Regions from separate parts of the Homo sapiens genome. Here region 1 is linked to region 2. A link is a contact called in ENCODE Hi-C or POLR2A ChIA-PET data. All regions are on one chromosome and are shown on one strand. Each heading gives the region's core, a stretch centred on a gene start or an enhancer-like site at or near the end of the contact. The rest is flanking DNA. Distances are from core to core; before and after follow the strand shown.

Region 1 (3,890 bases), core at 987-3,486, 450 kb before region 2:
AGCACTGCCTCGTCACATGTGGAATAAAACCCAGGCTCTTTGTCCCAGCCTCAGGCCTCTGTGATGGAGCCGCTGCCCACCTCCCCACTACCCTCCTGTCCTCTCGCGTCACTGTGGCTGCCATGACCCTCTTCCCGTTCTAGGAACAGCATCGAGCTCATTTTCACCTGAGGATTTTGCACTCCTGTCCCGTTGCCTTGGAACACTCTTCTCCCAGGTCTTCCCACAACTGGCTCCTTCTTGTCTTTCAGTCTCTTCTTCAATGTCACCTCTCAGAGAGACTTTTGCTGATCACCTGACTTAAAGTATCCTGCCCGTCACTCTCCAACCGTCACAGTGCTTTCTAGCTTATTTATGAATGTTGTTGCTATTGTCCGCAGCCCACAGCAATGACGGGCCCACAAGGGCAGGAACTCTAACTTCTTCACCGCTATTCCCGATACCCTATAAAATGGCCTGATCAAAGCTGGCACTAAAATATGAATAAGGAGGCCGGGTGCAGTCGCTCATGCCTATAATCCCAGCAGTTTGGGAATCTGAGGCGGGCAGATCACCTGAGGTCAGGAGATAGAGGCCAGCCTGGCCAACATGGTGAAACCCCGTCTCTACTAAAAATACAAAAATTAGCCCGGCGTGGTGGTGGGTGCCTGTAATCCCAGCTTCTCGGGAGGCTAAGGCAGGAGAATCGCTTGAACCCAGGAGGCGGAGGTTGCAGTGAGCCGAGATCGTGCTATTGCACTCCAGCCTGGGCAACAAGAGCGAAACTCTGTCTCAAAAAAGAAAAAAAAAAATTAGCATAGTGATTTGTGCCTGTGGTCCCAGCTATTTGGGAGGCTGAGGTAGGAGGATCACTTGAGCCCAGGGGATCGGGGCTGCCGTGAGTTGTGATGATGCCACTGCACTCTGGCCTGGGTGACAGAATGAGACCCTGTCTCAAAAAAAAAAAAAAAGAAAGAAAAAGAAAGCTAATGAACTTAGAAATAGTTTCTAAGGCCAGAGTGGTGGCTCGCACCTGTAATCCCAGCACTTTGAGAGGCGGAGGCAGGTGGATCACAAGGTCAGGCGTTTGAGACCAGCCTGGCCAACATAGTGAACCCCGTCTCTACTAAAAATACAAAAATTAGCTGTGCGTGGTGGTGGGCGCCTGTAATCCCAGCCACTCAGGAGGCTGAGGCAAGAGAATTGCTTGAACCTGGGAAGTGGAGGTTGCAGTGAGCCGAGATTGCGCTACTGCACTCCAGCCCAGGCGACAGAGCAAGACTCTGTCTCAAAAAAAAAGAAAGAAAGAAAGAAAGAAAGAAAAGCAATAAAGTTTCTAGGCTGGCGCAGTGGCTCATGCCTGTAATTCCAGCACTTTGGGAAGCCGAGGCAGGCAGATCACCTGAGGTCAGGAGTTAGAGACCAGCTTGACCAACATGGCGAAACCCCATTTCTACTAAAAATACAAAAATTAGCTGGGCATGGTGGCACGTGCCTGTAGTCCCAGCTACTTGGGAGGCTGAGACTGAGGCATGAGAATTGCTTGAGCCCAGGAGACAGAGGTTGCAGTGATCACGCCACCGCACTCCAGCCTGGGTGACAGAGCAAGACTCCATCTCAAAAAAAAAAAAAAGAAAAAAGATATGAACAAGGATTTCAAGCAATAACTCTGGATCACAGTCTCTGGTTCTGGGCCCTGAGATTGCAGAGGCACGATGGAGAGTCCAGTGATGTCCAAGGCCACATGGAGTTGAGATGAAGCCTTCGACCCGCCACATTCACAGCAGTTATGGGGCCGTCCCTGCACACCGGCGTGGGCATATGCTGCAGAAATTTCCAGAGATACCGCATTCTGCACATCTCATGCCGGCTTCGCATTTCCTCCCCAGAAATTCCCTGTGGCCGCTGGCCTTGAACTCCTGGAAGTCACCCGCTCCTTGGTGGTATGGTCGTGTCTGTCAACCCTGGGCTTCAAAATTTTGTCTAGTCAAATCAACAGGCTCCTTCCAAGAAGAATGGCAAAGATGCATTCATGTGCCTTCTTGTGAAGTATGTGTGTGTCTGAGTCAGGCATCTGCCCACCTGGAGGGTAACCTCAGCATTTCCATTCAGCCCTTTCACTCAGCCGTGGCCAGTAGAACTTTTGAGTGTTTTCTGGAGAAAAGCTGAGTAAATGGTTTTGCCATGGGCGGGACGCTGACTGCTCTTTCTCCTCACCCTGGCCCTTTATATACCTCCAGGCAGCCATGGCGAACACATCTGGCTCCAGAAGCCCCCACTGAAGCTGGCCTTGCTCTCTCTCGCCATGGCCTCTCACTCAGGTATCACTGGTCCTGGTGCTTCCGGAGTCTTGGGCATCATCTTATCTCACCAGGAAGATTCTGGAAGCACTACCCCCAGGGTTGGCTCAGCAGGGCTGCAGGGATGGAGCCAGGGTGGGCAGGGGTGTGTGATGTATGCGCTCACGGCATCGTTCTCTCTCCAGGCCCCTCGACGTCTGTGCTCTTTCTGTTCTGCTGCCTGGGAGGCTGGCTGGCCTCCCACACGTTGCCCGTCCGTTTACTACGACCAAGTGATGATGTACAGAAAATAGTCGAGGAATTACAGTCCCTCTCGAAGATGCTTTTGAAAGATGTGAGTGTCCTAGAGATTTCTTTTCTAAACGATTTCTTAAAAATGCCTTCCATTGCCCTCCAAAGAGGCTCCTCTCTCCGGACCTGAAACCAGGGCTGTAGCTATGCCAGGAAGGGATGGGGGAAACTAGACAGGCAAAGATGGCTTTTTTTTTTTTTTTGAGACAGAGTCTTACTCTGTCACCCAGGCTGGAGTGCAGTGGTGCAATCTTGGCTCACTGCAACCTCTGCTTCCTGGGTTCAAGCGATTCTCCTGCCTCAGCCTCCCGAGTAGCTGGGACTACAGGCATGCGCCACCACGCCCAGCTAATTTTCATATTTTTAGTAGAGACAGAGTTTCTCCACGTTGGCCAGGCTGGTCTTGAACTCCTGACCTCAAGTGATCCGCCTGCCTTGGCCTCCCAAAGTGCTGGGATTACAGGCGTGAGCCACTGTGCCCAGCCAAGATAGCTTTGATCAAACAAACAAATGCCCAAACTTGGAAACAATTCATAAAATTGGCATTACTCTTCTCATCTGCCTTGGTATTTAGACCTTAGCCTTGGCTTTTATAAAAGGCAGAGGTTGTTACCAACCCAAGATGACTGGGCAGTTCAGGTTGATGAGGTGCTGCTGGCAATTTGGTCTGACTCTAGTTAGTACTTAGAAAGAGGAAGGGAGGGAGTGGTCCGGACTCCTTGGTTTGTTGGGGAAAACTCTCGCCTGCATCTCGGAGGCCTTTCCGGACAAGCCTAACACTCTCCTTTATAAGTGGAGCGTGCGTGGCTTTAACACAGAGTCCCAAAGGGCGGGGAGCTGCCATGGAAGGCCAGATGTGCTGCAATTCCCACCACCCTGAGCACGTGAGAGTGGGTTCTGGAAGGCTGGGAGGCCTCAGCTGGATGGATCAGTGGTTCTGAGCACAGGCTTCAGGACTGCAGCCACCTAAGCTCTAGTTTCATCTGGAAATGGGGTTGGTGATGGCACAGCCTCATAGGGTTGTGACATTGATCAGATAAATATATCAACGAGGCGGGTTACGGAGGAAGCATGCAAACATTCACTGTTAAGACTTGCAGCTGTCATTGCAAACCCAACACTGACCATTTCTCCTCATTCCACAGGTGGAGGAAGAGAAGGGCGTGCTCGTGTCCCAGAATTACACGCTGCCGTGTCTCAGCCCTGACGCCCAGCCGCCAAACAACATCCACAGCCCAGCCATCCGGGCATATCTCAAGACAATCAGACAGCTAGACAACAAATCTGTTATTGATGAGATCATAGAGCACCTCGACAAAC
Region 2 (4,413 bases), core at 1,499-3,998:
AAACCCCGTCTCTACTACAAATACAAAATTAGCCGGGTGTGGAGGTGCATGCCTGTAATCTCAGCTACTTGGGAGGCTGAGGCAAGAGAATTGCTTGAACCCGGGAGGCGGAGGTTGCAGTGAGCCAAGATCGCGCCATTGCACTCCAGCCTGGGCAACAAGAGCGAAACTCCATCTCAAAAAAAAAAAAAAAAAGTAAATTTAAAAAACTGCCCACACCTTTGTAAACAGCCCCTTATTTTCAGCGAGACCTTCCTGAGACAGCCATTGACTTCTTGCTTGGGCCCTGTCTGAATTTCCATGATAGCACCAACTGTGGTCTTTATCACTCCTTTGCAAGTCTTTATACTTGGACTACATACAATGTATCATTAAGCAATATACTGTGTTGTTTTCAATGTTTTTGCCTTTATTGCAAGTGCCACATTGTACATACCCCTCTGCAACTTTCTGCAGGATGTTAACACAGGTAGCTCAGTTTATTCACTCTCCTGCTTCACCTCTCTCTGGGTGCTCAGTGTAATGATCCATTCCCACGGACGTTCAGGTTGCCAGTTTTTAGTTGTGTTATAAAAACTACTATGCATGGCTGCTACATGAATTTTTAACTGTGTGAATATGTATTACTTATAAAAATGTAGAATGGAGGCCGGGCACAGTGGCTTACGCCTCTAATCCCAGCACTGTGGGAGGCTGAGGTGAGCAGATCACAAGGTCAGGAGTTCGACACTAGCCTGATCAACATGGTAAAACCCCGTATCTACTACAAATAAAAAAATTAGCCTGCTGTGGTAGCACACGCCTGTAATACCAACTACTCAGGGGGCTGAGGCAGAAGAATCGCTTGAACCCGGGAGGCAGAGGTTGCAGTGAGCCGAGATCGTGCCACTGTATTCCAGCCTGGGCAACAGAGCGAGACTCTATCTCAAAAAAAAAAAAAAAAGGCCAGGTGTGGTGGCTCACGCCTATAATCCCAGCACTTTGAGAGGCCAAAGCGGGCGGATCACAAGGTCAAGAGATCGAGACCATCCTGGCCAACATGGTGAAACTCTACTAAAAATACAAAAATTAGCTGGGCATGGTGGCACATGCCTGTAGTCCCAGCTACTCAGGAGGCTGAGGCAGGAAAATCGCTTGAACCCGGGAGGCAGAGGTTGCAATGAGCTAAGATTGAGCCACTGCACTCCAGCCTGGGCGACAGAGCAAGACGCTGTCTCAAAAAAAAAAAAAAAAAAAAAAGTAGAACTGATTCCATTCAAAAAAAAAGGAGGGCCAGGGCTGAATGCAGTGGCTTATGCCTGTAATCCCAGCACTTTGGGAGGCTGGAGTGGGCGGATCACGAGGTTAGGAGTTCAAGACCAGCTTGGCCAACATGGTGAAACCCCATCTACTAAAAATACAAAAATTAGCTGGGCGTGGTGGTGCCTGCCTGCAATCCCAGCTACTCGGGAGACTGAGGCAGAAGAATTGCTTGAAACCAGAAGGCGGAGGTTGCAGTGAGCCAAGATGGCACCACTGCACTCCAGCCTGGGCAACAAGAGTGAAACTCTTGGTTGAAAAAAAAAAAGGAGGACCAGGCACTCATACCTATAGTCTCAGCACTTTGGGAGGCTGAGATGGGAGGAATGCTTGAGGCCAGAAGTTCAAGACCAGCCTGGGCAACATGACAAAACCCCATCTCTACAAAAATTACAAAACTTAGCCAAGTGTGGTGGTGTGTGCCTGTAGTCCCAGATACTCAGGAGGCTGAAGAGGGAGAATCACTTGAACCCAGGAAGTTGAAGCTGCAGTGATCCATGATGGGACCACTGCATTCCAGCCTGGGCGACAAAGTGAGACCCTCTCTTACAAAACAACAACAAAAAGGAGAACTGCTCACATGAGCTCTGTGAGCTGTCATGCCCAGAGCATCTTCCCTACTTGTCTAATTACCATCCTCCGCATGTAGAAGACACAAACAAGCAAGTTTCCTTTGGAAGATTCAGGGATCTCTGCCACCTCTGCTGTCCTCTGAGACCCAAGCTCTGCCCCAGTGGGAAGATGAGGTTAATGACTCCTGTTCCCAGTACAGATGTGAAACATCTGAAGACACCTCCTTAACACATCTTGGCTGTCGGAAGATCCAGGACTGGGGAGTCAACATGTGTTGCAGGAATTGCTAGAGGAATCTCACGGCATTTACAGACATGGTTCTGGCCCAGGAGCATCAGAAGTCGCTGGGCAGTCCAGTAGACTGCAATAGGGCCATACCGCCACTTAAGTGTGGTGCCTTAGAGCTGTGCCTCTTGCTGGTGGTAAACTTTCAAGAGATTCCTTTTTTTTTTCTTTTGAGACACAGTCTTACTCTGTCGCCCAGTCTGGAGTGCAGTGACACAATCATGGCTGCTCACCACAGCCTTCACCTCCCTGGGCTCAGGCGATCCTCCTCTCTCAACCACCCGAGTAGCTGAAACTACAGGCCTGTGCCACCATGCCTGGCTAATTTTTGTATTTTTTGTAGAGACAGGGGTTTTGCCATGTTGCCTAGGCTGGTCTCAAACTCCTGAGCTCAAATGACCTGCCTATCTTGGCCTCCCAAGGTGCTGGGATTACAGGCATGAGCCACTGTGCCTGGACAAGAGATTACTTTTATATAGCTCTAAGAAATCAACTTCAAATAGACTTTCAGACGCTGACTATACTTAACCAGGACTCATCACCATAGAAACACCACCAAGGATGACTTCGCCTAACGTGTATGCGTCCTGTGCGGGACAGATTCTGAGTCATGTGTCAGAATCCATGAACGGTATGTTACGGGAGCGGTAAGTGGGGGTCTGTGCGTGGGAGGCACGCATTTGGGTGGCATGAAAACACAATGGTTAAGTGATTTGATGCTGCCATCAAGTTGCCCGAGTTCAGATCCAGAGCCTGCCACTTATTAGCTGAGTTATGTAATCCCTCTGTGCCTCGGTGTCATCAGCTGTGAAAGAGCTAGGAGATGAGGTGCATGCAGCAGGCTAGGCACTGTCACAAAGATGTGACATCATCAAGAATGTAGTGTGGGCCGGGCAAGGTGGCTCATGCCTATAATCCCAGCACTCTGGGAGGCCGAGGTGGGCAGATCACCTGAGGTCAGGAGTTCGAGACCAGCTGGCCAACATGGTGAAACCCTGTCTCTACTAAAAATACAAAAATTAGCCAGGTGTGGTGGCATGTGCCTGTAGTCCTAGCTACAGCTACTCAGGAGGCTGAGGCAGGAGAATCACTTGAACCCGAGAGGCAGAGGTTGCAGTGAGCCGAGACAGAGCCATTGTACTCCAGCCTGGACAACAAGAGCAAAACTCCGTCTCAAAAAAAAAAGAATGCAGTGTGGCCTAACATGCAACTGTGAACCACCCCCTTAAACTACCCCCGTTAGCAATTTAAGCAGTGTCCAATCGATGCCACTGTTTCCCTTGAAGAAAAAAACATTTTTTGAGACAGGGTCTCACTCTGTCACCCAGGCTGGGGTGCAGTGGCAGGATCTCAGCTTACTGCAACCTCCACTTCCTGAACTTAGGTAATCCTCCCACTTCAGCCTCCCAAGTAGGTGGGACCATGGGTGCACGCCACCATGCCTAGCTAATTTTTGTGGTTTTTTGTAGAGTCAGGGTCTTACTACATTGCCCAGGCTGGTCTCAAACTCCTGGGCTCAAGCGATCTACCTGCCTCAGCCTCCTGTTGGGATTACAGGCATAGGCCACTACACCCAGCCAACAATTTCTATTAGCCCCCCAAAAGGTGCCTGTCCAGCATCCCTCTCTCTGTTTTTTTTTTTTAAACTACCAGCTTTTTGATTTTCCTTCATGGGACCATCCCTCCCCAACTCGTTTCATGTAGTGTGGTGGCACTGATCCCACTTTTAGGCTTCAGGAGCAGATATGTGACCGTGACCTGGCCAATCAGTGCCACAGTGACTGGTTAAGTAAGGCATAGTCACATGACCCAAGCTGGGCCAATGAGAGTCAGCCCTGGGACGCTTGCTGAAACCACAGGGGGAAAGGATGCTCTGTTTCTGCCAGAGCTGCTAAGCTGACAGATGTCAGCTGAGGGCCACCTGGCCATCTTTGCCACAACATGGGAGGGACTGCCTGAGAATAATGCTGACACAGAGGAGAGAGAGAGAGACATCCACACACAGACACAGACATCACCTGAGCTCCTGGATCCAGCCTTGCCTGAAGCCATTTGCCACTAGACTTGACTCAATAAACCCTCTTTTGGCTTAAAACCAGTCAGACTGGGTTTTTTTCATTTGCAACTAAGAGTCCTGATAGTGCATTGTGTGAAAGCACTATATAAATGAAAAGGGACCCAGCAAGTTCAAAACTTTTCTTCTAGAGCTAAGAGTCTCAGGATACTTTTGGAGCCCACGGTATTAGTATCTGAGTT

Evidence for each region. A loop is a pair of places that touch in the nucleus more often than their neighbours do. ChIA-PET counts read pairs that join two places held with the same protein, here RNA polymerase II (POLR2A). Pooled maps may share reads with other maps.
Region 1: a loop to region 2 is called in a map of CD4-positive, alpha-beta T cell, with 2.9 times the contacts of the local background. The contact joins the promoter of IL31 here to the enhancer-like site in region 2. A Hi-C loop is called at or near these places in 1 of 168 maps with a recorded cell type or tissue (CD4-positive, alpha-beta T cell) and 2 of 50 pooled maps. POLR2A ChIA-PET finds 5 or more read pairs at or near these places in 2 of 52 experiments (OCI-LY7 and naive thymus-derived CD8-positive, alpha-beta T cell).

The regions. Positions count from the first base shown.
Region 1 is chr12:122,172,567-122,176,456 of GRCh38, reverse strand. It overlaps IL31 (interleukin 31), which reads left to right and starts at 2,236. Exons shown (of 3, transcript NM_001014336.2): 1 at 2,236-2,300; 2 at 2,465-2,613; 3 at 3,716-3,890. The coding sequence starts at 2,285. It also overlaps a transcript of LRRC43 not described here.
Region 2 is chr12:121,718,631-121,723,043 of GRCh38, reverse strand. The region is part of intron 1 of TMEM120B (transmembrane protein 120B); the gene reads right to left. Among named protein-coding and RNA genes, the nearest start is that of TMEM120B, 8.1 kb to the right of the region's middle. Within about 2 kb of position 2,748, at least 5 of the 41 ENCODE cell types and tissues checked have a DNase peak (open chromatin) inside an H3K27ac peak, as active enhancers do.